Linked DNA regions of Mus musculus: regions 1, 2 and 3 are each linked to region 4. Evidence: chromatin loops called from intact Hi-C (ENCODE). Cell type or tissue: heart. All regions are shown on one strand. Region 1 overlaps Kdm2b (lysine (K)-specific demethylase 2B). Region 2 holds the start of Anapc5 (anaphase-promoting complex subunit 5). Region 3 overlaps Anapc5 (anaphase-promoting complex subunit 5). Region 4 has its middle 13 kb from the start of Morn3.

Region 1 (8,000 bases), 91 kb after region 4:
CCTCTTCTTGCCTTTCGTCTCTTGATTGCTGGAATTGTGAACTTGTACATCGTGCTTGGGTTAGACCTTCCAAAGCTTTGTTTAAAATTGTAGACTTTGGGTCTGGGAAGATGGTTTAGTGGGTAAAGGCAATTATTGCCAAGCCTAATGACCTGAGTTCAATCCCCAGGACCCACTTGGCATAGACACATGTGTGCACGCGCGCGCGCGCACGCGCACACACACAGACAGAGGCAGGTACAAACACACATACGAGTGTACACACACATATTAAACACGATAAGAATTTTTTAATACAGACTTTTATTTGTTTGTTAATTATTTTATTATCTGACATGCTGGGGATTGAACCCGAGATCATTTGATACCATGCATAGGATTCACTGCCAGCAGCATCTTTTCCAGTTTTAAAAGGTTCTTTAGCCTTGTCCTGGTCCCACTTCCACAGTTTGTAAATGAGCACCGAGGACTGGCGCTCTGCCCGTCGAGTTGCTCAGATGGTCTATGGCCATCTGCTTCGGATTCGGGCTTTGATTTCAGCGCTTAGAAGACAAGGCTTTTGTTCCATTCCAGAGGAAAAGTGACTCGGGTGTGGGTGTAGACAATGTTTGGTTCTAGCTCTATTAAATTTGAGCACAGGACAGAAGTTAAGATAAGGACAAGTAGTGTGGGGAGTCCCAACTGTCCAGGACAGAAATGCAGGCCAGGGAGGGCACGAAGGCAGGAGCATTAAGAATTGTGATCCCAAGAAAAATTGGGATTTCGGATTCTTTCCCCAGTATCTTTTCTTCACCCATCTCACAGATTTGCTATGAAGTTAAATCCCTAATGGTTGTCAAATTCAAGGGAAACTACACACACTCTCCTAATGTTTCTTCCCACTATGAATTACTGTCCTGTAGGGGTTGCCCCTTAAATAATAAACACAAGTGTTTAGGTAGCGATAAAAGCACTGTAAACGGAATATAAGAGTCCACAGTGCTTTTACTGTATCAATGCTCCTGAACATCACTGCGAACATCACTGCCTAGCAACGGCACGCTGTAGGGTACCAGCCCTTCAGCTTCGTGATCACAGGGCTGAGTGGGAGCCTGGGCTGGCTGTTGCTGCCTTCCAGAAGTATCAGATTGCCTGGGAACAGATCAAAACTTAGAATACAAAGTATGTTTTTTTTTTTTTTTTAATGTGTTTTTCTTTTGCACTGCCATCAAGTAAAAAAAAGTCTTAAGTCTAGTCACTGTCAAGTTTCAGACTATCTTTAATAGCCATAGCCTTATCTACCACTGACAGAGGGATGCTATTATGTGTGTAGGGCCTCTCCTATCTTTTCTTTTTCCTGGTTTTAGGAACTGAACCCAGTGCCTTAAACTTGCTGGGAAAGTCGTCTACCCCTGACCTGTATACCTCTCCTCATGTCTGTTTTATAGATGCCAAAACCCAGGCTCAGGTCTGGCTGTATCTAGGTGCCAAGAATGTTAGTGAGTGTATGCAAACCCTAGTGCAACCATGTGAGAAAACACCCGAGGCTTCAGAGTAGTTTGTTCCTGACCAAGCAGCCAACAAGTAAAAGGCCCAAGACTGTGCTCGAACCTTCCTGAACACAGAGGGTTTTTGTTTCAATTTTTACCCTTTAAGCCCAGGATAGCCTTGAATTTGTGGTGGTCCTCCTGCCCCGGTTTCTGAAGTGCAGAGATTGCTCTCCTATGGTCTGTTTTTATAACCTCTGCACAAGTGTTGTTGCTGGCTCCCAGCCGTCATCTAGAAAACTTCCTTGTTGCTTTCTCTGATTTCCTTGACTGGTTGCATTTAGATTGGGTTTGTCTGTCTGGTTTGTGTCTTTTCTTTTTAACCTTTTAAATTTTATATGTTTGTGTGTATGCGTTTGGATATATGGAGGTCAGAGCAAAATTCTCTCTCTTATGTGGTGGATTCATTCCAAGGATCAAACTCGGATTGTCTGGTTTGACGGGAAATGCCTTTATCCATTGAGCTGCCTGGCCTGCCTTGGAATTATGTCTTTGGCATGGTGTCCAGAAAGGCAAGGATCTTGAGGCAGGGGGACAGTCCTGGAGAACATTTGCAGAGGTTTCAGGATGAGTGCACAGAAGATTTTGGATTTACCTTACTTTACAGATGACTAGATCTACGGAGACCTGTCCCGAGTCACACAGTATTGCCCTGGACTCATTTCCTACACTCTTCAGTTTGGAGCAGGGTCTTTCTGGGAGCCCCACTATTGGGCTTTTACCAAGTGCTTTTGATAATTCTATCAGGGCAAGAGGGTGGTCCTAGTATTCCCATTTTACAGATAGATGAGAAACCTGAGGCCCAAAGAGGTTTACCTGAGGCCTCACTTGGTGGAAACTGGAGCAGAGGAGGGTATGAACCCCTACTTAATGTCTCATTTGATAAATGTTACTCACGTGAGCTGCATGAGTGGGTACGTTGGAAGCAGCATAAAAACCAGCTCTGAAGCCTCCTGGTGATTAATAGTATGTCGGAGCTGTCATGTGGAACATATCTGCGTTGCTTCTAAAGGGTAGTGCTCATGAGAGTTTGGGGTCAGTTCCTATATGTGCTTCCTGTTAGCTTCAGTGTGACTTTGAGCAGCCTCCTTCTGGCTATGAGCTCAGGGCTCTTGGTACTGACTGAGGAGCCTTCATTCAGACCAGGGGCCACAGGGCTATGGATTGATTTCTGCAGCTGCAGTCGGTTGGGTTTGTCTGCCATGTGTGAGCCCAGCTAGCCCATGAGGCCCAGAGAGATGGGAGAGAGCAGAGGAATGGGGCCACTTATGAACTTCAGGCTTTGTTCTGGGTTAAAAAATTCCCCTGTAGCCCTTTGACTTGGGAACCTAAGGTCAGGTTTATAACATAGATGTACCTTGCTTGGGTTCCAGGGGCAGCCTGTCCTTGTCACCTGGTTCTAACTGTGACTCAGTTGCCTTTTCTGTCTCTTTGGACACTGTCCTTTCTGATGCTAAGACCCTTCCTCAGAGACTCAGCTCTTTTGCACTTGTGTCAGCCTGGGAAAAGGAAAAAAAAAAAATTATTATTTTTTGAGACAGGATCTCACTGTGTAGCACCTGATGGCCTCAAACTCTTTATCCTCTCGAGTGCTGGGGTTACAGGTGTGCAGCCAGCCAGCTCCGGCTGACTGACAGGTTGCCCTGTCCCCAGTGGCCCCTCAAGCCTCTCTTTATCCCTCCAATCCAACTTACCCCAGTCACACTGATGGGAAATGAGCTGAGTAATGGCGTATGTGGTATGTAGTGATGCAGTATGCCAGCCCTGAGAGAGGTCCTGCATGCGCGACCCCACTCAGTGGTTTTCCAAGGGAAATCCCAGGAATGTAGTCCTAATGCTGAGTCTGTCCTTCCTTGGCCCACTCAACCCCAGGCTGCTTGCTTTTTATCTATAGATCTGACTCGTGTACTCTTTGAAGAAGTAAAGTTAAGTCTATGTCTTTCCCTGGCAGGAGCTGGACCCAGGAATAGGGTTTGTGGTGCCTATGGGACCATAACCTTAACTAGGGCTCTTGGCATTGTCCCAGGTGTCCAGAGGCATCCAAGGTGCATTCTGGGGTGTGCCTTATATAGCTGTCTTGGAACTCCCTATATAGAGCAGGCTGGCTTCAAACTCAGAGATCTACCTGTCTCTGGCTCCCAAACATTGGGATTAATATTGTCCCATCCTCTGTGTAGTTTAGAGTAAGAAAGATTTTAATAATTTTTAGAGTATTGCATATAGCATATTTTCTTTGTTTGTTTGGTTTTTTTTATTGACATACGGTTTCTCTATGTAGCCCTGACTGCCTCTTCCTTCCAAGTGCTTGGATATAATGGCATATAATACCACACCCAGTTTTTGTCTTTGAGGCTGGGTCTCTCTTTGTAGCCCTGTATTTTATTTTATATTTTTGTTTGTTTGTTTATTTCATGCATATGACTGTCTTGCCTACATGGATGTTTGAGCTCCTTAACACATGTAGAGTCTAAGATTGGCCTGTACAGCTGAAGTGCAGCAGCCTCTGGGGCTCTGATGCTGATACTGTGTACCCCTCCTCTTAGGGAGAAACCCATCAGCTGGATCCTGAACAAAGCTAAGGTACAGGGCTGGACATAATAGGAAGCTGAAGAGGATTTGTGGATGCTTAGTAACAGGTTCTCTGCCCTGTGGAACTCTTAGGGAACTTGAGGGAGGCTGACCTGTTCCAGCCTCTTTGACTCGCATTGTGTCAAATGTGGCCTGAATCTTCAGCAAAGACCAGGGATGCCCCCTGGTGGATATGCACCTTCCCAGTGCAGGCACAAAGCGGCTTTCTCTTGGGTCCGCTTCCTGTCATCTTGAGGGCTGCACCTAGCTGCAGGAAACTGGAATCACTGGCGTCAAGGGTCATCTTTTCACCCTTAGCATGTGATAAAAATAGGCAGTGGCAGAGGTGGCATTTAGAGCCTGAGCCCAGGTGTAGCCTTGAATTAGCTTCAAATTCCAGCTCTGTGTACTGACTGCGCATGCTCGGGCAAGTTAGTTGTCCAAGTGTCCGGTCTCTTATGCGTCCAACAGTAATTGGATTTCCGACTCATAGAGCAGAGATGATGGGCGTGCCCGTGGAGGGGACAGGCCTTTGCTGAGGTGCTTGGCTTTGGCTGTAATTGGGAGAAAGAGCGCGTTCCTGGGAATGGAGTCAGCACACCACGCGTGGCCGTGCTTTGCTCGTTTGTAAAGCAGTCAGTCCTTCTTTTCATGGCTGTGAGTACCAGACCCCGAATCCAAGAGATATAAGAACTCTTGAGTTCTTCTGTGTGTTTGAGGAGTTCATTTTTTCTAACTCGGTTTCTTCTATGTGAGAGATCCCCCCTCCCTTTCACCATTATTGGGCCATTGGCCTGTTACAGGGCAGTTCTGCGCCCACCCAGGCACAGCTTGGCACGTTGAAAGTGATGAGCTGTTAACTTGAGTGGCACTCGGGTCCATCCAGAGCCCTGTTGGTGCAGGGGTCAGCAGACTTTACTCGGAAAGAACCGGAGAGCAAACATTTGATGCTTTGAGAGCGGGATTTGCTCTCGGTTGCAGATGCTCAGCTCTGCCACCATAGCTTGTGTGCGATTCAGAACCGCTGCCTGCTGCTTGGTGCCGAGCATGCTTCTGTGTGAATGTGGGAACTCAAGTTTCAATCGTGTTCACAATTGAGAGATGCTCTTTTATGTCTACCTCTGTATTTGGGAATGTAAATAGCGCTCCTCCAGGGATGGCGCTTATGGGCACTCAGAATGCTCAGTCGTTCAACATACGATCATTGCATGGTTTCCTGCAACACAAACGTCAAACAAAACGAGGGTGTCCCAAACCCCTGTAAAAGGATTGTTTACGTTTATACCCAGAACGTCAGGAAAACGCTGAAATCTGCAAGTGGTGCGCATGTGAAGGTAGGCTTTGAGCAGTTTGTGCTTTGAGACCTGAAGTCCCTATGAAGTTGTCCAAGCCAAAATACATGTGTGCTAGATGTGTCTGTGACAGGATCAAGTGTGCTTTCATTATTGCGGAACAGAAAATCCATCTGAAAGTGTTGAAGGCACACACAGCAACAGAAAGCAAGAGAAATATGAAGCTTTTATTCCACCCCAGAGACAGGGTTTCTCTGTGTAGCCCTGGCTGTCCTGGAACTCACTCTGTAGACCAGGCTGGCCTCGAACTCAGATCTGTCTCCCTCTGCCTCCTGAGTGCTGGGTGTAGCTGGCAATATGAAACTTTTTAATTAAAATAATAAAAAAATCAAGTCTTAGCCAAAAGGCAGAGACAGGTGAGTCTCTGTGAATTCAAAAGCAGTCAGAGCCACATGATGAGACCCTGGCTAAGAGAAGAGAAGAGAGGAGAGGAGGGGGAGGGAAGAGGGGAGGGAAGAGGGGAGGGGGAGGGAAGAGGGGAGGGAAGAGGGGAGGGAAGAGGAGGGGAGGGGAGGAGAGGGAGAGGGAGAGGGAGAGGGAGAGGGGAAAGTCAAAGGTTAATAATTAAAGAGCTGGGTATGGTTATGCACACCAGCATTTGATTTTTTCAAGACAGGGTCTCACTGTGTGGCTCTGGATGGCCTCGAACTCACTGAGATTTACCTGCCTCTGTGCTGGGATTAAAGATGTGTGCAACCACACCTGGCCTCATCATTTTGAGGCCAGCCTGGTCTTCATAGTAAGTTCTGGGGCTAGATAGGGATCTCTCTCTCTCTCTTTCTCTTTCTTTCTCTCTTTTTCTTTCTCTCTCTCTCAAGACGATCCTCTTCTTAAAAAGGAATAAACAAAGTCCAGAAAGCTGCAGAAGCAGGCATGGTGGGGTGCCTGTGTCACCCCAGGATCTAGGAGAGTAACGCAGGAAGTCTTGAGTTCAAGATCATGATCATTCTGGTCTATAAAGCAAGACCTATCTTTTAAAAAGGAAATGAGGGGCTGGTGAGATGGCTCAGTGGTTAAGAGCACTGACTGCTCTTCCGAAGGTCCTGAGTTCAAATCCCAGCAACCATATGATGGTTCACAAACATTCGTAATGAGATCTGATGCCCCCTCCTGGTGTGTCCGAAGACAGCTTCAGTGTACTTAAATGAAAATAATAAACAAGCCGGGCGTGGTGGCACACACCTTTAATCCCAGCACTTAGGAGACAGAGGCAGGTGATTTCTGAGTTGGAGGCTAGCCTGGTCTACAACACCCCAGGACAGCCAGGGCTACACAGAGAAACCCTGTCTTGAAAACAACCACAAAAACCAAAAAAAACCAAAGAAAGGAAAAAAATTGGTTTCTGGCTGTGACCTCAGCATTTGGGAGATGGAGACAGGAAGATGGAGTTCTCCTGAGTTACATTGTTGAGTTTACACTGAGCTACAGGAGATACTGCCTCAAAAAACCACAAACAACCCAACAGACAAGTAGGCAGTGTGCTAGGTGAGCCATTGGCTCAGAGGCTCTTCTGGGCTAACCTAGCTGAGTGAGGCTGTAACCTTTAGGGTTATGATGAATACATTGGTTTAACTCTGGTTTTTGTAGAGTATGTCAAAGTCTCCATCTACTGCGTATTTGCCACGGAGATAATGAGGAACTCGGGTCTTTTCAGACCAGATGGCGGGTTCATGTTCATCGCGAGTGTAGCACGCAGAAGATGCCAGCTTCCTTAATAAGTCACCAAGAACTTGGCAGTCTCCATCGTGTCTGTTTTCTCCCCCCTTGAAGGCTCTGTCACTTCCTCCTCCCTGGCAGACGTTCTAGAGACACACATTTTCCCATTTCACAGAGGAGTAAAGAAAGACCAAAGGTTTGCTTTTGGCAGGGGAATCCAAGACACACCGGGAGGCCTTCTGTCCCAGTCCAGAGCGGGCTCCTTTTTTCTCTGGGGTGTTGTGAGAGGCGCAGAGTCCATTGCTGAGGCGGAAGGCTGGACTTTGCTGAGCAGGGCGCACTTGCTCTTTTCTGTTGGGCCGACATTCACAGGTGGCTTGGCGTTCCACCTCATATTTGATACTTGTTCATTCCGTAGCTGTTGTGTGTGTGTGTGTGTGTGTGTGTGTGTGTGTGTGTGTGTGTACACACCAGGCCCCTTTGTCCAGATTCGTGTTATGGAATAGTGAGAGCAAGACAGCAAGGTGTCGTGTGTAGTTTTAAATGTTCGTTTTCCGCCTTAGTCTGAGAGCTGGGACCTCGTTATCAGCCCCTCCCAGCTCCCTTTTGTCCCACCTTGCTTAGCTCTGGGATCACCTGTCCAGTATGTACTGAGGCTGCATCACCCCCAGGTGACCCTGAGTCATGTGACTTCCTCACACTCCAGAGCAGAAGTGTTGGCAGGATTGGGATTGAAGTTCAAAGAAACCAAGCTAATGCTGCCTCTCCAGGCTAGGGAGTGATCTCGAGCAGCCCTAACCAGGATTTCTTTTGAATCTGCAGATAAAAACCACACACTTAGCTTGTCACTTTATAGCTTGTCTTCCGTGGCACAATTGTTGGGCATAGATACCTCCCA
Region 2 (8,000 bases), 240 kb after region 4:
AATTTTTGTTTTTTTTTTTCTAGACAGGATTTCTCTGTGTAGCCCTGGCTGTCCTGGAACTCACTCTGTACATCAGGCTGGCCTTGAATTTAGAGATCCACTTGCCTCTGCCTCCCAAGTGCTGGGATTAAAGGCGGTTGCCACCACCGCCTGGCTTACAATTATTATTTTTTAAAAAATATAATCTCTTCTCGGCCTTTTGGCTAAGATCAAGTGTAAAAAATATATTTATGGGGGCTGGAGAGACGACTCAGAGGTTAAGAGCACCGACTGCTCTTCCTAGAGGACATGAGTTCAATTCCCATTAACCACATGGTGGCTCACAACTATCCGTAATGAGATCTGATGCCCTCTTCTGGGGTGTCTGAAGAGTACTTACATATATAATACTTATAAAGACATGTCTTTAAAAAAATATATTTATTTTAGTCAGCTGGGGGTGCATGCCTTTAATCCCAGCAGTTGGGAGGCAGAGGCAGGAGGATTTTTGAGTTCGAGGCCAGCCTGGTCTACAAAGTGAGTTCCAGGACAGCCAGGGCTACACAGAGAAACCCTGTCTCCAAGCAAGCAAACACACAAAGTAAATAACTAAATAAATATTTGTGTTTATGAATGTGTTTGCTTGAATATTTGTCTATGAACCATGTGTTTGCCTGGTGCCATGGAGGCTAAAGGAAGGTGTCAGATCCCTTGGAACTGGTGTTACATGATTGTAAGCCACCGACCATATGGGTAACTGGGAGGCATCCAGTGCTCTTAACTGCCGAGCTATCTCTCCAACCCCAGTTGTTTCAATCACCGTGACCCTCCATTTAGGGCCTTTATTCCCAAAATCCCAGGCTTTAGGAGTGGAGGCAGGGGGACAGTGGATTTGATGAGTACCCCTTCCCTCACACACAGGGGGTACACAACCCTAGAAGATAGAAGGAATTCCAAATGAGTCTAGATAAAAGGTTGGCAATTTTTAGAAAGATTTTGATTGAGGCTTGTATATCATCTTTGGTGATTGTAAATGAAAGCCAATAGTGGAGAATCCTTGTGTCCAGTCTGTTTCTCTTAGTCTGGAAGCGTGTTCATGGCAACTGTTCTTATCTCGGCCATCCAAAGGTCTCCATCCCAAATGGTCACCTTGTTTGAACATCAGCTGAGTTAATGGTCCTGTTGCTTTGTGTGTGTCTGGCTTGTCTGTAAATGAGTGTGAGCGTCAGCCTGTCTGTCTGGGCAGTAAACTGCTAGCAGGGAGAGGCAGGGTCTGAGCGGATTCTCTCTGTGAGTCACTTAGCAGCACAGGTAATTAGGGCTCTAATGAATGTGCTGGCTGTGATCTTTAGAAAGGGGCTGAGTCCTTTTCATTATCTTCTTCATCCTCCCAGTGCCTCTCTGGCCTGAGGGGGAAGTTGACTTGCTTTTCTCTGCATACACTATGAGCCCTGGAAATGTAGGCCCAATAGGATAATTGAGATCTAGCTGCAGTGTGTATTGGATGTGAATGTTGGAAACGTTACATTTTCCCATTTCTTTAGCTACCAGGATACTATAGACAGATCGTTAGGAACAACTTGAACTATGATTCAGTTCTGGATGAAACTGGCATTTTGTGTGCTACTCAATGGGCTGACTTTCAAATAGATGAGAATCCCAGAGCTTCTTTTGGACCGTCACCGATTATTGTCTGGGTGCAGCAGGGAGCGCGTGATTTGGGAAGGGCCTGGAAATGGGATTCAGGGTTCCTAGTGCGCTCCACAAGTGCTCTCTCATAGAACCGCACCCCCAGCCTCTTTTAAAATACATTCTTATTATATCTGTCCGTCCGTCTGTCTGTCTACCTATCTGTGTATGTGTGTGCACATGCCACAACCCGGGTATGGAGGACAGAGGACAGCTTGAGGGGATCCTTTTTCCCCTTGCACCCTGTGAGTCCTGAGCCCGGAACTAATGTCGGCAGGGTTGATGTTTCCGGTCCTTTACCTGATGAGATGTCTGTTTGCACTCATGGGCAGTGCACAATGGAGGCCCCTTCCCCATGCCTCCATTTTTTTCAAATCGTTGTTTTGGCCCTGCCCTCCTCCCCCAAAGGATTTTAAGTGGGGCAAGGCAAGGTCGGTTTTATGGAGTAGAAAGATGATTTGTCTTCAGGTCCAGTGGCAACAAGCTGGAAAGTAGAAGCAAGAGGTCTCAAAAAAAAAAAAAAAAAGCTAGATGTGTGGCAGTACACACTGTGATGATCTTGGTGGTTGGGAGGTTGAGGCAGGAGAATAGCCATAAAATCAAAGCCAGAGTGGCCTAATGTTAGGTTTAGATTAACCAAGCTAAGTTGCAAGATCCTGTCTCAAAAAACTCAGCCCTCTCCACAGAAAAGTCTTCAATTTTTTTTTCAAAGAATTATTTGATATATATGAGTACACTATCGCTGTCTTCAGACACACCAGAAGAGGGCGTCAGATCCCATTCCAGATAGTTGTGAGCTATCACATGGTTGCTGGGACCACTGAGCGATCTCTCCAGCCCAGCCCCAGCAGGATTTTCACAAGTACTGTGATTGGGGTCTGCCCCTTCGGGAAGGTTTGGGTTTGACTAGCAGCAGGTAAACCAGTTCTCTGAGACCGCTCTGCTGGCTCTCCCATCTGTAACGGGAGCTGCAGATGTCACATTGAAGAGCAACTCTCTGATGACTCAGAGGAAAAGCTGGTGTGGTTGTGCTCCAGGTGTTCAGTGTTCTCAGATAATGTAAATCAGGCATCTGCCTGCCGTGCAAAATAACTTCAAAGCCTACTAGTTTTCAGTCCTTTCTTTCTTTCTTTCTTTCTTTCTTTCTTTCTTTCTTTCTTTTTAGGATTCATTTTTAAAAATTTTATGTACATGAGGTATTATTTTTGCTAGCATGTATACACACACACACACACACACACACACCCTGAGCAAGCCCAGTACCTGAGAGCAGAAGAGGGCTTTGGAGTCCCTGGAACTAGAGTTACAAATGTTTGTGAGCCACCTTGTGGATGGGGGGATTGAACCTGTGTCCTCTGCAAGAGCAGTAAGTGCTCTTTACTGTTAAGTCATCTCTCCAGACCTAATTTTTTTTAATCATTTGCATGTATGGTTGCTTATGTAGAGGTATGTGCATGTATGTGCAGTACCAGAGGAGACCAGGAGGAGTCAGAGCTCCCAGAGCTGGGTTAAAGATAATTGGAAAAGTTTGGCAATGGTAGAACACACCTTCAATCCCAGACCTTGGGAGGCAGAGGCAAAACGAGCTAGGTCTATAGAGCAAGTTCTAGGACAGCTAGAGCTACACAGAATGTCTTTACTGCTGTGAATAGACACCATGACCAAGGCAACTCTTATAAAAAGAACAACACTTAATTGGGGCTGCTTACAGGTTCAGAGGTCCAGTCCATTATCATCAAGGTGGGAGCATGGCAGCATCTACGGTGCACACAGTGCAGGAGGAGCTGGGAGTTCTACATCTTCATCTGAAGGCTGCTAGCAGAATACTGACTTCCAGGCAGCTAGGATGAGGGTCTTAAAGCCCACACCCACCCACAGTGCCACACCTACTCCAAAAAGGCCACACCTATTTGAACAGGGCCACACCTAATAGTTAATAGTGCCACTCCCTGGACGGAGCATATACACACAGGAAAACCTTATCTTTTTTTTTTTTTTTTTTTTTTTTTGAGACAGGGTTTCTCTGTATAGTCCTGGCTGTCCTGGAACTCACTTTGTAGATCAGGCTGGCCTTGAACTCAGAAATCCACCTGCCTCTGCCTCTTGAGTGCTGGGATTAAAGGCGTGCGGCACCACGCCTGGCTGGAAAACCTTATCTTGAAAAAAATAAAAAACAACTCAAACAACCCAACAAGCCCCCCCACCCCTACATAAATAGTTACGTGGTCTCTGATGTAGGTGCTGCGGCACAAACTCTGGTTCTCTGGAAAAGCAGCTTAGCCACTGAGTAATCTCTTAGGACAAATATCACTTATTAAACAAACAGGACTGACAGAAGAAAACAGGCCCAATTTGTGTTTGTATGCAGCAGAAGTTGAATAGTACATATCTTTTTTTGTTTCAAGAGCTATGAAAACGGGGGCTGGAGAGATTAAGAGCACTGACTACTCTTCTGAAGGTCCTGAGTTCAATTCTCAGCAACCACATGGTGGCTCACAACCATCCGTAATGAGATCTAACACCCTCTTCTGGTGTGTCTGAAGACAGCTACAATGTACTTACATATAACAATAAATAAATCTTGGGGCCAGAGTGAGCAGGGCCAGAGCAAGCAGAGGTCCTGAGCTCAATTCCCAGCAACCACATGATGGCTCACAACTATCTGTACAGCTACAGTGTACTCATATACATACATAAATAAATAAATCTTTTAAAAAACTTTAAAAAATAAAGAGCTATGAAAACTACTGAGAATGACTAATCACTGATAATATTTTTATTTTAAAATACTTATTTATTTTTATTTTATTTGTACGAGTACTTTGCCTGCATATATATCTCTGTACCACATGGCTGTCTGGTGCCCGCAGAAGCCAGAAGATACTGATGGACCATGTGGGTTCTGGGAACCAAACCCAATTTCTCTGCAAGAACAGCAAGTGCTCTAGTGCTCTTAACAACCGGGCTGTTTCTTCAGCCCTGATAATAATACTTTAAGCTCTAGAGAACTAAGTGTCTTGAGAAATACAGATAAGTAGAAGGGGCATTGTGAAAAGTCAGACTGAAAATACTGTAGACCGGGGGTTGGTTTTAAGAGCTTCATTTACCTGATGTTGGACTTTGTAGTGACTTAGGTGGGATACAGATATCCATTCACAAGAAGGTGGTCTTACCTTTTGTTTCACTATGGGTATCGCACTTGCAAACTGACACGTAGCTGCCTACAAATGGCATTTGTGAGATGTTGAAGAAAAACATGGGCTCTTGTCCTTACAAAAGGAGAATAAGGACAGGCATGGTGGCTCCCTACTGCTAGTAGGGAGGCAGAGGCAGGTTCTACAAAGGGCTGCATGGTGACACCTTGTATCAAAAAAATTTAATATGAGTGAAAAAAATGCTTTTTGTTTTTGTTTTTCTAGACAGGGTTTCTCTGTGTAGCCCTGGCTGTCCTGGAACTCACTCTGTAGACCAAGCTGGCCTTGAACTCAGAAAAGAAATCTGTCTGTCTCTGCCTCCCACGTTCTGGGATTAAAGTCGTGTGCCATCATTGCCTAGCGAAAAAAAAGTTTTTTGAGGCAGGGTCTTCTTAACTATGCAGACCTAGCTGGCCTGGAACTGGCTTTATAGACCAGGTTGGCCTCGAATTTATGGAGATGTGCTTGCCACTGCCTGTGCCTCCAGGTTGCTGGAGTAAGAGGCAGGGAGCTATCACATCTAGTATGCAAATATAATTTAAACATGCCAATTTAATCCCATTGCTTTTAAATACAATGATTTAAAAATGTCTTTTGGGCAGGGTAGATCATTCAAATCATCTCAGCTATTGTCGCGAGTTCAAGGCCAGTTTATGCTACTTAGTAAGTTTTTTTTTTTTTTTCTCCAAAAGGGGAGGAGCATCGCTTCAGCTGAAGGTCTTTGTTAAGAGAGCTTCCCTGGTATACACATATACAGGCGAGGTGTCTTGTTCAATTTCGTGTACCGCTAGAGGCAAAGATGCAATTAAATGGGGGCGAGAAGGAAGATCAAATTAAATAAATACACGCGTGGCCTGTAGTTCACGCTGTCTCTGATCAAAATCCCTGCGTCTTCCTCCCAGATCCCTGTCCACGTCGACTAGGAACCTGGTCGCCTTGGTTGAGCGTTTCTGTAGGGAACCGATTTGCCATAACACCATTTATGTCCCACCCCCTCCCCTACCCCCGCTCACTACAGGTTTGGCTGTTTTGATTGGCTGTCAGTCTTCCTTCTGGTCTTTGATTGGTCGAAGGCACCGCCGGGGTGGGAGAGGGACACTGAGGCCCCCGCTACTGTGGGAAACAGTCTTGGGCGGGTTAAGGTGCCGGGCGGCTGCAGCCATGGCGTAAAGGCGGCTCGTGGGCGCGGCGCGTGGCAGGCCTGGAGAGGGCCTGTCCTTGCCGGCGTCCACGAAGAGCCAGGACTTCAGCCCGATGATGACCAACGGGGTAGTGCACGCCAACTTGTTTGGCATCAAGGACTGGGTGACGCCCTATAAGATCGCCGTCCTGGTGCTGCTCAACGAGATGGGCCGCACGGGCGAGGGCGCCGTCAGCCTCGTGGAGCGGCGGAAGCTCAACCAGCTGCTCCTGCCCCTGCTGCAGGTGAGGGGCGCCCGCTCTTTCCCGCCCATTACCGCACGCGCGCGCGCGCTTCGCGTGGGCCCCGCCCTGAGCTGGAGGGCAGGGAAGGTCCAGCCCCGGGGGAGGGGCCCTGGGGGCGGGGCTTCATCTTGTCACTGAAAAAGAACACTAGCAACTGCATGATATTTCATCCTAAGCTAACCGGCATGGTTTAACTCTTTTCCTATAAATGATAAGTTTTGAGGGTTTTTTTTTTTGTTTTTGTTTTAACATATAGGTTCTTTTAGTTTGGTTTGTTTGTCTTTTTTTGTTTGTTTTTGGGTTTTTTTTGGTTTTTCGAGACAGGGTTTCTCTGTCCTGGAACTCACTTTGTAGTGGTTTGTTTTTCTTTTTTTCTAACTTGTTTATTTATTATATGTAAGTACACTGTAGTTGTCTTCAGACACCCCAGAAGAGGGGGTCAGATTTCATTACAGATGGTTGTGAGTCACCATGTGGTTGCTGGGATTTGAACTCAGGACCTTCAGAAGAGCAGTCAGTGCTCTTAACCGCTGAGCCATCTCACCAACCCGTGGTTTGTTTTTCAAGACAGGGTTTCTTTGTGTTGCCCTGGATGTCTTGGAACTCGCTCTGTAGACCAGGGTGGCCTCCAACTCAAGAGATCCCCCTGCCTTTGTCTCCTGAGTGCTGAGATTAGAGCTGTATACCCAGCCATACAGGCAATCTTAAAATAGTATATGTCAAATACAATTTCCCAAGAAGTCGAGTTGGGTTACCTACATCTAGAGTGGTGTAAACACTGACTTTCTAAAAATGGCCCCAGTGAGTAATTTTAAACCTTGTCTAGAGAAGGCTCTGCTTCTGGGTTAGCCTTCCTTCCCCAGTTCAGAAAACGATGAAATGTGTTTATACTCAGGAGAACTAGAGCACCCACCTTTGTATAGTGCTTCCCGGTGTGCAAAGCCTTTCACAGTCTCCCACTTAACTTTTCCACAGACAAAGGAGATAGTGATTATTAAGTCCATTTAACTGATGGAGACGGGCTCAGCGTTGCCTGTTAAGAGTAACAAAGGAAAGAGAGCCTTATCCTATAAATCCTGTTCATTTTTCTTTCTCCTTTTTTTTTTAATAGATTATTCCATTGACTAAAACCAATCTACAAATGTGAAGTATGTCTTCGTATTTTGCATAGTCAGGAAAATCCTGATTCCATGTGTCTCGTTTGGAATGATTGATAAATGACTCTTTTCAGTCGTTTCTCAGTCCGAAGCTCTTTGCCCGTTATCTCTAACCTTATTTTCTCCTTTACACAGGGCCCAGATATTACACTGTCAAAGCTGTACAAGCTAATTGAAGAATCGTGTCCTCAGCTGGCAAATTCAGTGCAGATCAGGTGAACTTTCTCTCTGCAAAGGGCTGGGTGAAGATTACCAAGGAGTGGGGAGCAGTTAAGTCTAAGATGATAGGGGCGTGGCTCTGTTGGTAACGTGCTTGCCTCTTGTGCACAAGGCCTGGGTTCCATGCCCAGCACTTTAAACTAGACATAGTGGTCCACAGCTGTAACCCATGCCTTTGGGGGCTAGAGGCAGGAAGAACAGAAGTTCAAAGTCCTCCTGGGCTACAAAGCAGTTCGGAAGTTAGCTGGGATACATGGGGGAACCAAAGTTATGATTATTAGAGGGGTTGTTCTAAGAGCTTTTATTTAGATGTTTTTTTAATGGATTGCATTAGAAG
Region 3 (8,000 bases), 250 kb after region 4:
TGTGCCACCATTGCCCAGCGATATAGAATTTTCAAGAGAGTCACTGTGGTAAAGAAATGGGGCAGAAGCCATGTTTGGTAAAATGTATAATTCCAACACCGGGCACGGACTAGGAAATGATCAAGGAGGCAGTAGGATTATGAGTTCCTGGTCTGCCTTGGCTAGGCAGTGAATCCCAGGATAGCCAGGGCTATGTAGCAAGAGCCCGTCTTAATGAAACTGAGACTGCGATACAGGCTACAGAGTGCCAGGAGTGCAGGAGCTGTGGTAGAGGGCTGTATGTGGCACAGTGTTGTCAAGATTGATCCATGGTGTATAGGATGCCTGCAGAGGCCAGAAGAAGGCTATCATGTAGCTGCCATGTAGGTGCTGGGAATCAAACCCGGGCCTTCTGCAAGAGCAACACATGCTCTAAACACTGATCAGTCTCTCCAGCCTGAGAACTTCCTTTTTAACAAGGCTGAATAGCATATTGCATGTACATGCCACATGTTGTTTATCTACTGTTTGTCAGTAGATAATTGATTGTTTTCATGTGACCTACAGATGTGGGTTTGAACCCCTGCTTTCATTGCCTCCTTTGTTTTAAATAGCTTCTTAATATGAAGTCTAGGCCGCCCTTGAACTTTCCGTCTTTCCGTCTTTCTGTCTCAGCCTTATGAGTAGTGGAAGTATAGGGGTGTATTACCATAATTTGCCTTGAACTTTTTTTTTTTTTTTTTTTTTTTTTTCCAGACAGGGTTTCTCTTTATAGCTCTGGCTGTCCTGGAGCTCACTTTGTAGACCAGGCTGGCCTCGAACTCAGAAATCCACCTGCCTCTGCCTCCCGAGTGCTGGGATTAAAGGCGTGCACCACCACGCCCAGCTGCCTTGAACTTTTAGAGAACATGATTTGTAAAGTTACCCTTCTTACTACTGTGTAGTCTTTACTATTATTTTATTTTATTTTTATGTTTTCATTTTCCAGAGAAGAGGAAGTATCTTGCAGTGGTCCTCTGTCCCAAAAACAAGCGGAATTTTTTCTCTCTCAGCAGGTATGTTAATTATCTAGCTTATTAGGGGCTTTGTTACATGTAATAAGTCCTATGATGTGCTGTACTGTCATGTCTGTGTAAGTTTACTTACAAGACTCTGCTGCCTGCTGCTCTTTCCTCTTCACTGGTATGGCTGTGGGTCCTTGCCTGCATGTCATTTTATTCTTTTAAGGCAGATGCATTCCAGAGTGGAGTGTGCCCAGCAGCCCATCCCCCAGCAGTCCAGATTTGCTTCTTTCTTTTTGCAGTTATGCACTTACTTATTTCTTAGTTAAAACCACTTTGGCTCCCAACTGGTTATGCTTCCAGCCACCCGCTGGAGCCCTCTGGGTTCGTGATGAGACACACACACACATAAGCTAACTTTGATATGCCTTGACTAGCTCAATGCCTGGGCATTTCTAAACATCCCCATGGCTAACAAACACCCCGCCTCTGGTATTCCTGTGTTAATATCTTTTAAAATCTATAGTTCATTTCTGTTACCTCAGACCCAACCTGGAAGTTGCCTCCAGGGTCACTTTCCTGGATCCTTACATGTTGTTGGGCCTTTAAGTTTCTTTTTTTTCCCCTTCCCTATCATAGCAATTCCCCCCCCCCCCTTCTCTCTCCCAGTCCCTCGCACAATATAAAAGTCCCACCTCCATCTTTCTGGCTAGCCATTGGCTGTATGGCAATTCTTTGTTATCAATCAAACCCAGCTAGGGTCTGGGACCCTCTGCTCTGGAAGCGCAGCTTTTTGGGATCCAAAATTAGAGAAAGCATTAGAACCAATCCTCAAGTTATGTCCCCAATGAACTTTGCCCCCATGTGTATGTCTGTGGTGAGTCTCCATGCAAGCACCTGCATGTAGAGGCCCTGGTGTGATGTCGGGTGTCTCCCTCATATTGCTCTCCACTTTAGTCGTTGAGGCAGCCTCTCTCAGTTGAATCTAGAGCATGACTAGTCTAGCTAGCCAGCTTGCTCTGGGGTCCCTCGTTGCCTTTCTAGTTCTGTAATTACAGTGGGCTGTACACCCACCATCTTGTCCTTTTGATGGTTTCAAACATACATGTAAAGAGGAGTGCAGGTGCAGACAAGGTGGCTCAGTGTGTAAAGGTACCTGTTGCTAAGCATGGTGACCTGAGTCAGTCCTGGGTCTCGCATGGTGGGACAAGAGAACCAGCCTCCCACAAGCTGACACATACCCTACCATGTACTTTATGTTTGTTTGGGATTGGATTTCATTTTGTAGCCCAGGCTGGCCTCAGACTTTCAGCAGTCCTCTTGTTTTGCCCTTCAAGACTTTGGATTATAAGCTTGAACCACCACATCCAGTGAAAGTGTTGTACAGTGTTGCCCATAGTAACTCTCAGGATTTCACAGTTATGTTGTACTCTGTAAAATAGTCAGCATGCTCTTTCCAGCTATGAGATTTTATCTGTTGGGGCAGGGCTGCTGTTTCACTGTGTAGCCTAAACACAAGAGTTTTCTTATCTTGTCTTCCTTTGTGCTGATTTGCCGGTGTGCCTACATTTTCTTTTTAATTAAAAAATTAATTATGTGTGCATTTGTGTTTGTGTGTGGTTATGTGCATGAGTGCAGTGCCCTTAGAGGCCAGAAGCAAGCATTGGATCCCCTGGAGCTAGGGTGACAGACAAGTGGTTGTTGGGAGCTGCCTGCCGTGGGTGTTGGGCACCAAAGTGTGGTCTGCAAGAACAGCTGTCGTTCTTAACCACTTAACCATCTCCCCAACCAGTCATTTTATTTTAATGTATTTCAGGTTATAGATCCTGGTATGTGTTGTTCCAGATATACTGTGTTACATCTTTAAGCCATAAGTTTTTATTATTGTAATAACATAAAACTATTTTTCCCTATGGTATTTTAATATAAAATAGAACTTAAATTTTTTGTTTCATTTTTCTTCATTTTGTACGTAATTTTCTTCTTTCAAAAAGAAGATGTAATATTTGAATTTTAGCTGGATGTGGTAATGTCTGCCTTCAATCTCACCACTGGAGAGGCAGAAGCAGGCAGTTCCAGGTTAGCCAGAGCTGTATATGAAACCTTGTCTCAAAACTAAATTAACCTAGTCTAAATGAATTGCCCCTCCGTGACTTTCAGTCAAACAAGAGAGTCCACATGCAGATTTCCTTAGATGCAGAGCCCAGGTTTCATAACTTACTACTGGCTGTATTAGCTATGTGTGGGGAAGTGTCTGCCATCCTGCTTCTCCTCACACCCTGCTGCCCTGCAGCTGAGTTCAAGAGTTAAGAGTCTATGGGTTACTCTATAATTAGGCTAGAAGGCACTCGCATTACATTTTAACTGCCTCTGGGTTGGGGAGCCTTTATGAACACAAAGGAAGAAGTCATGCAGGAGATACCTGGCTTTTCAGCAGGAAGTTTGTGTGTCATCATCACATTCTCTAACTTAATTACAAGGCAAACGACAACATGGGGGAAGTGTTCGCAGTAAATGTGAGTGAGAGTTAACAGTTGCTTTAGAAATTATTTCAAAGACTGTTTGATGATGAGACTAAGTTTGTCGGCTGTTATTATGTGGAAAGAAGAAAGGGCTGGGCTGGAAAGACTGCTTGGTGGTTAGGAGTAAAGGCAACAACAATTATTAGTGGCTCAGAACTATTCCTCCAGCTCCTGGGTGTCCAGTGCCCTCTTCTGGCCTCTGTGGGCACTGCACATGTGTGTACAGACAGACCTGTAAGCAAGATACCCATATACATAGGAAAAATAAATAAGGCTTTTTTTTTTTTTTTTTTTTTTTTTTTTGGTTTTTCGAGACAGGGTTTCTCGTTATAGCCCTGGCTGTCCTGGAACTCACTTTGTAGACCAGGCTGGCCTCGAACTCAGAAATCCGCCTGCCTCTGCCTCCCGAGTGCTGGGATCAAAGGTGTGCACCACCATGCCCGGCCTTAAATAAGTTTTTTTAAAGAAAAGAAAAAAATAAGGTTATTATTAATATTGTATGTGTGTGAATGTCTTGCCTTCATGTATGTGAACTACATGCATGCAGTGCCTATAAAGGCCAGAAGAGGGTGGCAGATACTCCGGAACTCAAATTTATGGATATTTCTGAGCTGACTTATTAGTGTTGCAAATTGAACCCGGTTCCTAGAAAAGCTGTCAATGCTCTTAACCTCTGAACACCATTCCTGCTACCCCCTAGCCTTTTAACACCCCCAATTCCCCAAGATAGGGTCTTACTGTATAGGTCTGTCAGGCCTGGAACATTCTTTAGACCAAGCTGGCCTCAAACTGACAGGAATTCCTCTGCAGCCTGAGTGCTGTGATTACAGGTATGTGCTGCCATGCTCCTTTTAGTGTTGCTGTTTTGTTTTGTTTTTTTGTTGTTGATTTTTCGAGACAGGGTTTCTCTGATTAACAGACTGGAGCTCACTCTGTAGACCAGTATACATTGGACGCTGCCTCCCAGCTGCTGGGATTAAATGTATTTACCACCATTGCCCGGGTTCTTTTTTATTATTATTTTTATTTATGAACATTGGTGTTTTGCCTGCATGTCTGTCTGTCAGTTGTGAGCTGCCTTGTGGGCACTGGGAATTGAAACATGGTCCTCTGGAAGAGCAGTCAGTGCTCTTAACCACTGGGCCATCTCTCCAGCCCTCTTCTTACTCATTTTTTAAAGACACAGTCTCAATATGTAACCCAGGAACTCTTTTTGTTTGTTTGTTTGTTTGTTTTTCGAGGCAGGGTTTCTCTGCGTAGCCCTGGCTGTCTGGAACTCACTCTGTAGACCAGGCTGGACCCAGGAACTCTTGATCCTCCTGGAAGTGCCTCCCAAGTGCTAAGATTACATTAGGCCTTTATGCCCAACTTCATCCCTGTAATCACATGCATATACAGAAAAACAACTAGGATGAAATGCCTTACTACCTAACACCACTTACTATTATACTAGGTCTAGTGGCACTGTTATCTCAGGGCATAGGAGGACTAGGCAGGAGGATTGAAAGACTGGGGCCAGTTCCTTTCAAGAAAAAAAAATATTCATAATATTCTTTCTCTTTTTTTCTTTTTTAAAAAAGATTTATTTATTTTATGTATATAAGTTCTTTTTTTCTTTTTTTGGTTTTTTGAGACAGGGTTTCTCTGTGTAGCCCCGGCTGTCCTGGAACTCACTTTGTAGACCAGGCTAGCCTCGAACTCAGAAATCCACCTGCCTCTGCCTCCCAAGTGCCGGGATTAAAGGTGTGCATCACCTGCAGCTGTCTTCAGACACACCAGAAGAGGGAATCGAATGGGTTACAGATGGTTGTGAGCCACTTTGTGGTTGCTGGAATTGAACTCAGGACCTCTGGAAGAGCAGTCAGTTGCTCTTAACTGCTGGGTCATTTTTCCAGCCCCTCATAATCTTTTTTTTTTTGTTGTTGTTAGTTTGTTTGTTTGTTTGTTTGTTTGTTTTCTTTGAGACAGGGTTTCTCTGTATAGTCCTGGCTGTCCTGGAACTCACTTTGTAGACCAGGCTGGTCTCAAACTCAGAAGTTCTCCTGCCTCTGCCTCCCAAGTGCTGGGATTAAAGGCGTGAGCCACCACGCCCGGTATTTTTGGTACTTTTTTATAATGAAAAAAAATTAATGGAATTTTTCTGGGTTACATACTAAGACTGTCTTTTAAAAAAAATGAGTTAGCGGGGTTGGAGAGATGGCTCAGTGGTTAAGAGCACTGGCTGCTCTTCCAAAGGTCCTGAGTTCAACACTCAACAGTCACATGGTGGTACACAACCATTAATACCAGGGTCTGATGCTCTCTTCTTGCATGCAAGTATACATACAGATAGCACACTCATACATAAAATAAATAAAAATCTTTAAAAAAAATGAGTTAAGATGGAAGGTGGAAAGAAAAAAATGGAATCTCTGAGTTTGAGGCCAGCTTGGTCTATATATAGGGGTCAGCCAGGGGACATAGAGAAACCATCTCAAAAAATCAAATGAAAGAAAGGCCAAGCGCAGGTGGTGCACACCTTCATTCCCATCACTCAGGAGGCAGAGGCAGGCGGATTTCTGACTTCGAGGCCAGCCTGGTCTACAGAGTGAGTTCCAGGACAGCCAGGGCTACACAGAGAAACCTTGTTTTGTCTCAGAAAGTCAGAGAGAGACACAAACAGTGAGCAAGCAGAAGAATTGGAAACTCCTGCTCCTTTCCTATGATCACAACATTCTTGATGTCAAGACAGGAAGATCATGAGTTAGAGGTTAGCCTGGGCTGCATAGCATGTTTCCCAAAATAAGAAAAAGTACTTATAGGAAAAGTTGTCTATATAAAAATTGGACTGGTGTGTGTGTGTGTGTGTGTGTGTGTGTGTGTGTGTGCCTGGAGAGATGGTTCAGTGTTTAAGAGCACTGGCTGCTCTTCCAGAGGTCCTGAGTTCAATTCCCAGCAACCACATGGTGGCTTGCAACCAACTGTATTGAGATCCGATGCCCTCTTCTGATGTATTTGAAGACAGCGAAAGTGTGCTCATACACATTAAATAAGTAAATAAATAAAATAGAAGAAAAAGGCTTAAAAAAGAGAATGAATTGTCTATAATTAGTTAAGCATAAAGATTTAATTTGGCTGGGTATGTTTATACACGCCTTTCATCCTGCCACTTGGCAGGCAGATGAGGTAGATCTCTTAGCTTGAGACCAGCATGGTTTATGTAGTAAGTTCCAGGCTAGCCAGGGAAGGCTACATAGCAAAGCTATCTTTAAAAAAAAAATCAATATAAAGGGGGCTGGAGCGATGGCTCAGCAGTTAAGAGCACTCGGTGCTCTTCTAAAGGTCCTGAGTTCAGTTCCCATCAACCATCTGTAATGGGATCTTATGCCCTCTTCTGGTGTGTCTGAAGACAGCTATAATGTATTCATATACATAAATAAAATTTAAAAACCATATATATGTGTGTGTATGTATGTATGTACTATTCATAATCTTATTTCTTTTGTATATAAATATTACATATAATATATAAAACACTCATTAATTCAATGTTCCTAATACCGCAGCTTGGGAGGGCATATATATGTGCAGAAGCAGATCTCAGAGTTTGAGGCCAGCCAGAGAAACCCTGAAACCCTGTCTCAACCTCTCCCTCACCCCAAAACACCACAAAAAACTATAGCCAGTTTTTTACATTATATATTATTCAGTTTTGTATCACCCCAAGAAAATAGGCAACATGGACTACTGTGAACTAAAAAAGGGTTTGTTGTGACTCACAGATTTTAATATTTAAGTCCAAAATTGCATGGCCTCATTGAGTTGGGCCTCATTGAGTTGGGCCTCTGAGAGTCACACATCATAGTAGGAATTCATGTTCAAACAAGTGGTCCCTTCTTCAGCTATGCAGCATGTGGGTGGGAAGTGCAGGTCTGAGGGGTACCTTGGAGGGTATAGCCCAGCAACATCATTCCTACCACTTGTCCTACTTTTTTATAGACCCTTTGAGGATTTCCCAGTGACTTTAAACTTTTTTTTCCCCATAAGGGCCCTTCATGATCTGAGTGGTGACTATGAGTCTCTTCTCATCTTGAGTTCATCTAGTTTTGTTGGTTTTGATAATTGTGTGCGTGCATGTGTATTTAAGGTCCTACCTCTTAAACGTCCCCAGCACTTCTCATTGCTGCCAATTTAGGAACCAACCTGGTCTCTTAGGGAGACATTGAACATCCAAACCATAGCAACAAGTACTGTGTAATTGTTGATTCTATCCATGTGAACTAGCAATGTGCAGGACAGGACAGGAGATGAACACATTATGAGTCTGGAGAGTTCACAGTGTTGAGTGTTCAAGTGACAGTTCACGTATAGTCTATCAGGTGCTGTAGGAAGGGAGAGTGCAGAGGACTCACAGGGAGCATGGGTGGCCTTTGAGACCTTGCTGAGCCTCAGTGATAGACAGTGAAGTATAAATTATAAACTGGGGCCTGCCGGGGTTTGCTGGGTCTGGAAGGAGCTT
Region 4 (8,000 bases):
TTTATTTATTGTAGGTAAGTACACTGTAGCTGTCTTCAGACACTCCAGAAGAGGGCATCTGACCTCATTACAGATGGTTGTGAGCCACCATGTGGTTGCTGGGATTTGAACTCAGGCCCTCTGGAAGAGCAGTCAGTGGTCTTAACCACTGAGCCATCGCTCCAGCCCCCACTCTTTTTTTTTTTTAATTTATTTATTTTTATTATATGTAAGTACACTGTAGTTGTCTTCAGACACTCCAGAAGAGGGAGTCAGATCTCATTACGGATGGTTGTGAGCCACCATGTTGTGGTTGCTGGGATCCAAACTTCAGACCTTCAGAAGAGCAGTTGGGTGCTCTTACCCACCGAGCCATCTCACCAGCCCCCAGCCCCCACTCTTGAATTTATTTTTTGAGACAGGATTTCTAACTGAACTGGAGCTTGCAGACACAATTAGCCTGGCTGGCCACCAAGCCCCAGGATTCCTCCTAGCGCCACCTGTCTACACCAAGATTACCAAGTGTGCCACCACACCTGACTTTAAAAAAAAAAAAAACTACTTATTTTACTTTTACTTATGTGGACATGTCTGTGTAAGTGTGTGTGCTGGTACCTTATACCCTTGGAGCCAATGAGGATAGCAAAGGTTTGGTACCCAAACCCTGTGTTAAAAAAACAAAACAACAACAACAACAAGACAAAAATCTATGTAGCCCTGACTGTCCTGAAACTCACTTTGTAGACCAGGCTGGCCTTAACTTATCTGCCTGCCCCTACCTCCCAAGTGCTGGGATTAAAGGTGTGCACTGCTATACCCAGCAATAAATACAAATTTTAAAAATTTAATATGGCTATTTAATTTGTAAATCCCTACATTTATTCCTGCATTTAACAAATACATTCTGGCTGGGCTTTTAATCCCAGCACTCAGGAGCCAGAGGCAGGAGGATCTCTGTGAGTTAAGGACATGCTGAGACCCCATCTAAAACAAAACAAGGGCTGGAGAGATGGCTCAGCGTTTAAGAGCACTCACTGGTCTTCTGAAGGTCCTGAGTTCAAATCCCAGCAACCACATGGTGGCTCACAACCATCTCTAATGAGATCTGATGCCCTCTTCTGGGGCGTCTGAAGACAGCTACAGTAAAACAAAACAAAACAATCACAAACACATTCTGAGTTCAGCATCAACAGCCATTTGGGAAAAACAAACCAAACTGCAATGAGATGCAAGTTCATAACCACAAGCAAAGTGAAAGGCAGGACCAACCTGTGAAAGACTGAGGAGAGCTGGAAACGTGGCCCTGGGGTTCTTCCTAAAGGACCCAAGTTCAATTCCCAGCACCCACACAGGAACTCACAACAGGCACCAGGCATGCATGGAGTGCACAGGTAAAACACTCATACATATAAAAGAATACATTTTAAGGCACATAAAAATGAAAAATCTTACATGTCGCTAACACAATGGGGAACATAGCACAGCCACTTTGGAAAACAATTTGACAAGTTTATTGGGCACATACATTCCACTTTTAGCTGTAGGTATGCTACTAAGAAAAAAGAACACATATCCCTATGAAAACTAGTGTGTGTTATAAAAGCATCTTTCGTTCGTTGTTTTTGAAGGCAGGGTATCCTGGCTGTCCTGGAACTTGCTCTGTAGACAATGCTAACCTTGAACTCAGAGATCCTCCCACCTCTGACTCCTGAGTGCTGAGACTGAAAGCATGAGCCACCACTGCCTGGCAAGAGCATCTCTCTCTCTCTCTCCTTTTAAAAAAGATTTATCTATTTATTTTATGTATGTATATGAGTATATATGAGTACATTTTAACTGTCTTTAGACATAGCAAAGAGGGCTTCAGATCCTATTACAGATGGTTGTGATCCACCATGTGGTTGCTGGGATTTGAACTCAGGACCTCTGGAAGAGCAGTCAGTGCTCTTAACCTCTGAGCCATCTCTCTAGCCTCCCAAAAGCATCATTTGTTTGTTTGTTTGTTTGTTTGTTTGTTTGTTTGTTGAGACAGGGTTTCTCTCTGTAGCCCTGGCTGTCCTGGCACTCACTTTGTAGACCAGGCTGGCCTCGAACTCAGAAATCTGCCTGCCTCTGCCTCCCGAGTGCTGGGATTAAAGGCATGCGCAACCATGCCTGGCTCCCCAAAAGCATCTTTTATGATAACCAGAAAGAGGAAATAGCTACTGGATGCAGAGATGGCTCAGTATTTCAAAGCACTTGCTGCTCATGAAATGACATGAGTTCAGTTCCCCAAACCCGGGCTGGTGAGATGGCTCAGTGGGTAAGAGCACCCAACTGCTCTTCCAAAGGTCCAGAGTTCAAATCCCAGCAACCACATGGTGGCTCACAACCATCCGTAATGAGATCTGACGCCCTCTTCTGGAGTGTTTGAAGACAGCTACAGTGTACTTACATATAATGAGTAAATAAATCTTAAAAAAAAAAAAAAAAAAAAAAAAAAAAAGAGTTCAATTCCCCAAACCCAAGTCCGAAGGTTAACGGCTGCCTATAACTGCAGCTCTAGGGGATCCAACACTCTCTTCTGGCTTCTCAGTCATTAAATGGAATGATTTGATATATGTACGCCCCACTGGAAAATCTTGACAGTGTTACAGTGTGTGAGGATCAGGCTGTGTGTAAGTGCCCCTACCCCACTAAGCCATCCGGATCTCCCTACACAGCCCAACCATTTTCCTCAGGAGACTTTCTAAAGTTTATTTTGATTTATGTGACAAGAGACTGTACCTTATGTGAGCGTGTTGGATTCCCTGGAGCTGAAGTCCCAGGAAGTTGTGAACACCCTCATTTGGGGTTTGGAAACAAACCTTGGGTCCACTGCAAATGCAGTTATGTGCTGCGTCATCTCTCCAGTCCGCCTGCCAGGATCTTGCTGGGATCTCAGGCATGCACCACCACACCAGGCTTTCATTTTCCGTTTGCATTGCACGGGACAGCAGAACTCTTCCACAGCTGACATTCTCCATGCCAATCCCTACCCCCACCCCCACCCCAGCCAGATCAGTGACACAGTAGGTTAGTTTCATTAAGGATTTAAAGAAAGTGCTACAGTGTCCCTTTCACCTGGTTCCTAATTGGAGACAGGCTTCTCTCCAGTCTCCAACCCTTTGAAACTAACCTGTCTTTCATGGCAATTCACACTCCCTAGAGGATCCCAGCCTCCTGCTCTAATTACCTTCCAAAAACACCGTTACATTTGGGCTAGCAGTTTTTAAAAACATCCAAGTGTATTTTCCTGAAAGCTGCCGGGTGGACTAATTTGCACTAGAGTGGAGAAGGACCACTTGCCAGACGAAAAGCACTTGGAAGTCTTGAGGGAACACAGGCCTCTTAGCTCCGGCCCCTGTGTTTGACAACAGGGCAAACACCATCACCAGTACATTTCCCACACACCTTCCTGTGAACAGCCGCTAGCTGTTTACAATACATTCCACGCACGCGCTCCTTTGCTTAATCCCTGTAGCTGGCCCGCCAGGTCGGAGTGATATCTGTGTATTTTTAGCACGATGAAAGTAACTGGCAAAGCATAGCAGCTGTCCAGTGGCTGCTCAGGTCAGCTGCACTGCAATGTTGTGGCATGTACACAAGTTTATTTTCTTTTTCTCTCCTTCTCCCTGGCCCCCCCCCTCCCCCCCCCGCCTCCGGGTTGTAGATCATTTCTCTTTAACACACTTTTGCTAGCAACCTGAAATACAATCTTCCTGCACGGGAAATTCTATTTCTCTTGCTTGTTTTTGAGACAGGCTCTTGTAGATGCCAGTGGAGACCAGAAGAGGGCACTAGATCCCTTGAAACAGGAGTTACAGGTAGCTGTAAATGGCCGGAGGTGGATGCTAGGACCTAAACCCAGGACCTCTGCAAGACAGTCCTATACCTGCTGAGCCATCTCTCCAGCCTTTCATTTAGTTATCTTATATTAAGATCTGAATCTTTGTGTCCCCCCAACATTTTACAACCCTAGATCCTTCAAGGTTGTAGTAGTATAATGTAGGCAGCCTTTGGGAGATTAAAAAACAATATCTACTTCATAATTTGTCAGGGTCCAGGGCAAAATATAAGTGAGCAAGTCCATGAAACCAGTCTGTCCCACGTATTCTACTACAAAGTGGATTTTTTGGATACATTTAAGAGCTTCCTTTTCAATTATTTTTCTGTGCTATTCTTGAAGTTTATTCTCTTGGCCTAACACTCTTATAAACCCCTCTTCCTCAAGGCATATATAACTGAGGGAGACGGGACCTGAGCAACTTCTTCAGGGAGTCCAAGAATCCCTACCCTTCCAGCGTTTTAGAACAGTGATTAGGAGTCATACCTCTCATCAGCCTCAAGAGATTCTGGCCCAAGAATGTACCATTTCAAGACTTTCTTGGGGAGTTGGGGTGGAGAGGAGGCTCAGCGGGTAAGAGGAGATCCGCCACCAGGCCCAAGGCTCTGAGTTCAAACACTGAGACTTGCATGTTGGAAAGAGAGAGCTCTGTAGACTTGTGTACTGAATGTCACGCTCATACCACTACATGGGTGCAACTTACACATGCACACAGACACGGATGAATAAATCGTAAACCCGTAAATAATCTTCCTTAGAGAGTTTTACTAACTTCTCCCTTTTGAAGTAGGCGATTTTGGTCTAACAGTCGCTTCCTGCCTCATTCCCTACCACCCCTCAATGTTCAGGAACACACATGGTCTCTCACCCTCCACTTTGGTCCTAATCTCCTCTTCTGGCATCTAGACTTCCTCTCCCCAAGTCCAGCACGACTGTATTGACTGGACAGTCTCTGAAGTGCACAGACGTCACCCAGCAGATGTCAAGGTGCTCCCACAGCTACCTCCAAGACTGCCTCTACATCTGAACCACGTGACCTTCCCACAAGAACCCTTTAAGAACTGGGGCTGAACTACAGGCTTCTTGGTGTCCCCAGCCATCAGAACAGTCTTCATATATTGAACACTATCCGCTTTCCATACTTGTTTATGGAAACAAATGAACCAACCACCTTCAGGACACAAAAGCCACACATAATTCTATGCAGACTTCTTTGCTAGCCTTTATGCAATAAATCTGCCTAACAGACAAGAACCACTTACTAATAATTCTTGGTAATCTCTCCGAACACTCGGAGGCATCCGAAGTGAGTTCTGCTTTGAGCCCTGGCCTCTCAGCTCCCTGTGTAGCTGAGGATCTTGAACTCCCGAGTGATTCTCCTCCCTCTGAGCCCGAGCTACCGTGCATGATTCCTAAAATGCTTCGTGATGTTTCAAGCATTCTTAAAAAAAAAGGCTAAGAAATGATTAGGGATAAATCCAAAACTAAACTTTTCCGCCTGAGAATCCTGGCGTTCGGGAAGCTGAAGGAAGAAGATTGGGGTTCGAGGCCTGCCTGGACTGATACATTGTACTAGTCCCAGAAACACAAAATTGAAAGAAAAAACAGTTCCTTCACGTAGACATGGGTAATTATGTAAGAATCTTTAAATTAGAAAAATAATTTCTGTGTCCACAGTCCAGTCTTCACGTGACTAGGAAGGGCGGCACTGGAGGAGTCACGAACCCTAGCCGCACACTCAGGCTCGCCCTCCGTCGGTTCCGCGTGGAAGCGCGATTCCCACCCCCATCTCCCACTCACTTCCGCGAAGAGTACCCAGAGCGCAGGCGCAACCTCGGGCCCGCCTTTCAGAGACCTCCCAGACGCGTGTTGGTGATTGCGCATGTGCAGAGGGGCTAGGACGGGTAATTCCGCGGGAGCAGGTAGGTCTCGAGAACTCCCGCGACTGGCTCCTCCCACCTAAAAAAAAATTAAGCCGGCGGGGCTCCTTCGCCGTGCGCACGCGCACTGCGTGCAGGAAGATCGCGTGTGTGAAGCGAGCCTAACGCATGCGCATTTAAAGCCCCCCGAAATTCATGACGTCAGCCACACCATCCTGTTTGTAGCCCCGTTCCCCACAATCCCGCTTTTAAAGAGCTAGAATCTAGTTCTGATTGTGGTTTTGACTTATAATTTTATTTTATTGTTATTTAAAAATTCACTATGATTCTTGGTAGAAATGTAAGTTCGCATAGTGTGGTTGGCTAAATACAACAAAATGTTTTGTTTAATATTTTTGTGTATGACTGTTTTGGGGGTGTGTTCCTTGTGCCAGGGGAATCCAGAAGAGGGAGTCAGAGCACCTGGAACTGGAGTAACAGACGGTTGTTGCCTGCCATGTGGGTGCTGGGAACAGAACCCAGGTTGTCTGGAAGAGCAGCCAATGCTCTAACCACTGAGCTGTAGATATAAGGGTCGATTCTTCCTCCCGGTCCCGTGTTCCCAGAAATAAGACTCAGACTCAAAACAGATTTCCAAATACCTTGGCCATAGAGCTAGGCTCTTCTCTGACTAGAATCATAACTTATGATAACCCACTAATTTTAATCTATATTCTGCCCCATGGCTGGTTACCTGTGCTCAGGTTCCATGCATCCTCCCAGGTGGACCTCGTGCCTGGCTCTATCCCAGAATTCTTTCTCTCTCCCAGATGTCCTACCTCCTATTTCCTGCCTAAGCCATAAGCCATCAGATTTAACTATTGACAGGTGCCACAACCATACAGTAACAGCTCTCTCCACTGAGCGGTCTCCTCAGCTTTTGGGTGGTGGTTGTTGTCGTTGTTGTTGCTTGCTTGCTTGCTTTCTTTCTTTCTTTCTTTCTTTCTTTCTTTCTTTCTTTTTTCTTTTTTCTTTTTTTTTTTGTCTTTTGAGGTAGGGTTTCCCCTGAAGGCCAGGGTGTCCTTGAATTTATACTTCTGCCTTGTTTTCCCAAGTGCTAAACTTACCACCATGCTTGGTGTAAAATGCTTTTTTAAATTGAGTACTTAGGGGGCTGGAGAGATGGCCCAGTGGTTAAGAGCACTGACTGCTCTTCCAGAGGTCCTGAGTTCAAATCCCAGCAACCACAAGGTGGCTCACAACCATCTGTAATGGGATCCAATGCCCTCTTCTGGGATATGTCTGAAGCCAGCTGTAGTGTACTCATCTAAATAAAAATAAATACATCTTTAAAATTAAGTAATACTTAAAATTAAGTATTTAGGGCTGGAAAGATGGCCCAGTGGTTAATAGTACTAGCTGCTCTTCCCAGAAACCTTCAGTCTGACTCCCAGTACTCACACATGGTAAAATCACAAGGATCAGTACTCCTGCAAATCTGATGCCCTCTCCTTGCCTCCAGTAGCACCACGCATGCATAGGTGCATAGACATGCCACCCATACACAATAATAGTAATAACTATTATTATTATCATTAATGTATTTATTAATACACAATAATAGTAATAACTATTATTATTATCATTAATGTATTTATTAAAGTCCTATTGAGTATACTAGGTCAGGATTAACATCTCCTGTGTGCTTTAATACATTTTTCTTTATTCAAGTCTGTACTGGGCTGACAAAATGGCTCAGCAGGTAAAGGTGAATGCCTTCATGATGAGGCCGATCCCTGTAACCCACAGAAAAGGAGAGAAGAGACTCTCACAAACTGTCCTCTGACCTCCATGTGTATATGAGTGTGTGCACACAGTAAAATAAAAATTTTAAAACATGTAGCAGCTGGGTATGGTGCTACATGCCTTAAATCCCAGTACTCAGGAGAGAGAAGCAGGTAGAGTTCTGTGGGTTAGAGGCCAGCCTGATCTACGTAGTGAGTTTCAGGGCAGCCAGAACTACATAGAAGACCCTGTCTCGAAAAAAAGAAAGAAAGAAAGAGAGAGAGAGAGAGAGAGAGAGAGAGAGAGAGAGAGAGAGAAAGAAAGAAAGGTATAACACTTATATTCATAATTGTGGTTTAAAACTCAATTTTAAAATATGTGTATTTTTGGGCTGGTGAGATGGCTCAGTGGGTAAGAGCACCCGACTGCTCTTCCGAAGGTCAGGAGTTCAAATCCCAGCAACCACATGGTGGCTCACAACCATCCATAACGAGATCTGAAGCCCTCTTCTG

The links. Peaks named below come from ENCODE experiments on the same cell type or tissue, not always from the same donor. Only the 100,000 strongest peaks of a DNase experiment are listed, where the experiment ranks them.
Region 1: a loop joins it to region 4, with 7 times the contacts of the local background. A loop is called at or near these places in 29 of 42 quality-filtered maps.
Region 2: it touches region 4 in a loop (2.2-fold over the local background); 3 of 42 quality-filtered maps call a loop at or near these places.
Region 3: it touches region 4 in a loop (2.5-fold over the local background); 3 of 42 quality-filtered maps call a loop at or near these places.

What each region holds. Positions count from the first base shown.
Region 1 is chr5:122,964,817-122,972,816 of GRCm38, reverse strand. The region is part of intron 4 of Kdm2b (lysine (K)-specific demethylase 2B); the gene reads left to right. Among named protein-coding and RNA genes, the nearest start is that of Kdm2b, 20 kb to the left of the region's middle. In heart, a CTCF peak has its summit at 4,300 (motif pointing left); DNase peaks (open chromatin) are centred at 4,296 and 7,176.
Region 2 is chr5:122,819,267-122,827,266 of GRCm38, reverse strand. It overlaps Anapc5 (anaphase-promoting complex subunit 5), which reads left to right and starts at 5,925. Exons shown (of 17, transcript NM_021505.3): 1 at 5,925-6,287; 2 at 7,580-7,659. The coding sequence starts at 6,117. In heart, a CTCF peak has its summit at 3,157; a DNase peak (open chromatin) is centred at 5,916; H3K4me3 peaks cover 2,405 bases; H3K27ac peaks cover 1,373 bases.
Region 3 is chr5:122,807,583-122,815,582 of GRCm38, reverse strand. Anapc5 (anaphase-promoting complex subunit 5) reads left to right here. Exons shown (of 17, transcript NM_021505.3): 5 at 968-1,034. Among named protein-coding and RNA genes, the nearest start is that of Anapc5, 9.8 kb to the left of the region's middle. In heart, a CTCF peak has its summit at 3,721 (motif pointing left); a DNase peak (open chromatin) is centred at 3,702.
Region 4 is chr5:123,055,778-123,063,777 of GRCm38, reverse strand. No RefSeq gene overlaps it. Among named protein-coding and RNA genes, the nearest start is that of Morn3, 13 kb to the right of the region's middle. In heart, CTCF peaks have their summits at 3,785 (motif pointing right) and 5,593; DNase peaks (open chromatin) are centred at 2,887, 3,457, 4,785 and 5,757; H3K4me3 peaks cover 2,333 bases; H3K27ac peaks cover 3,780 bases.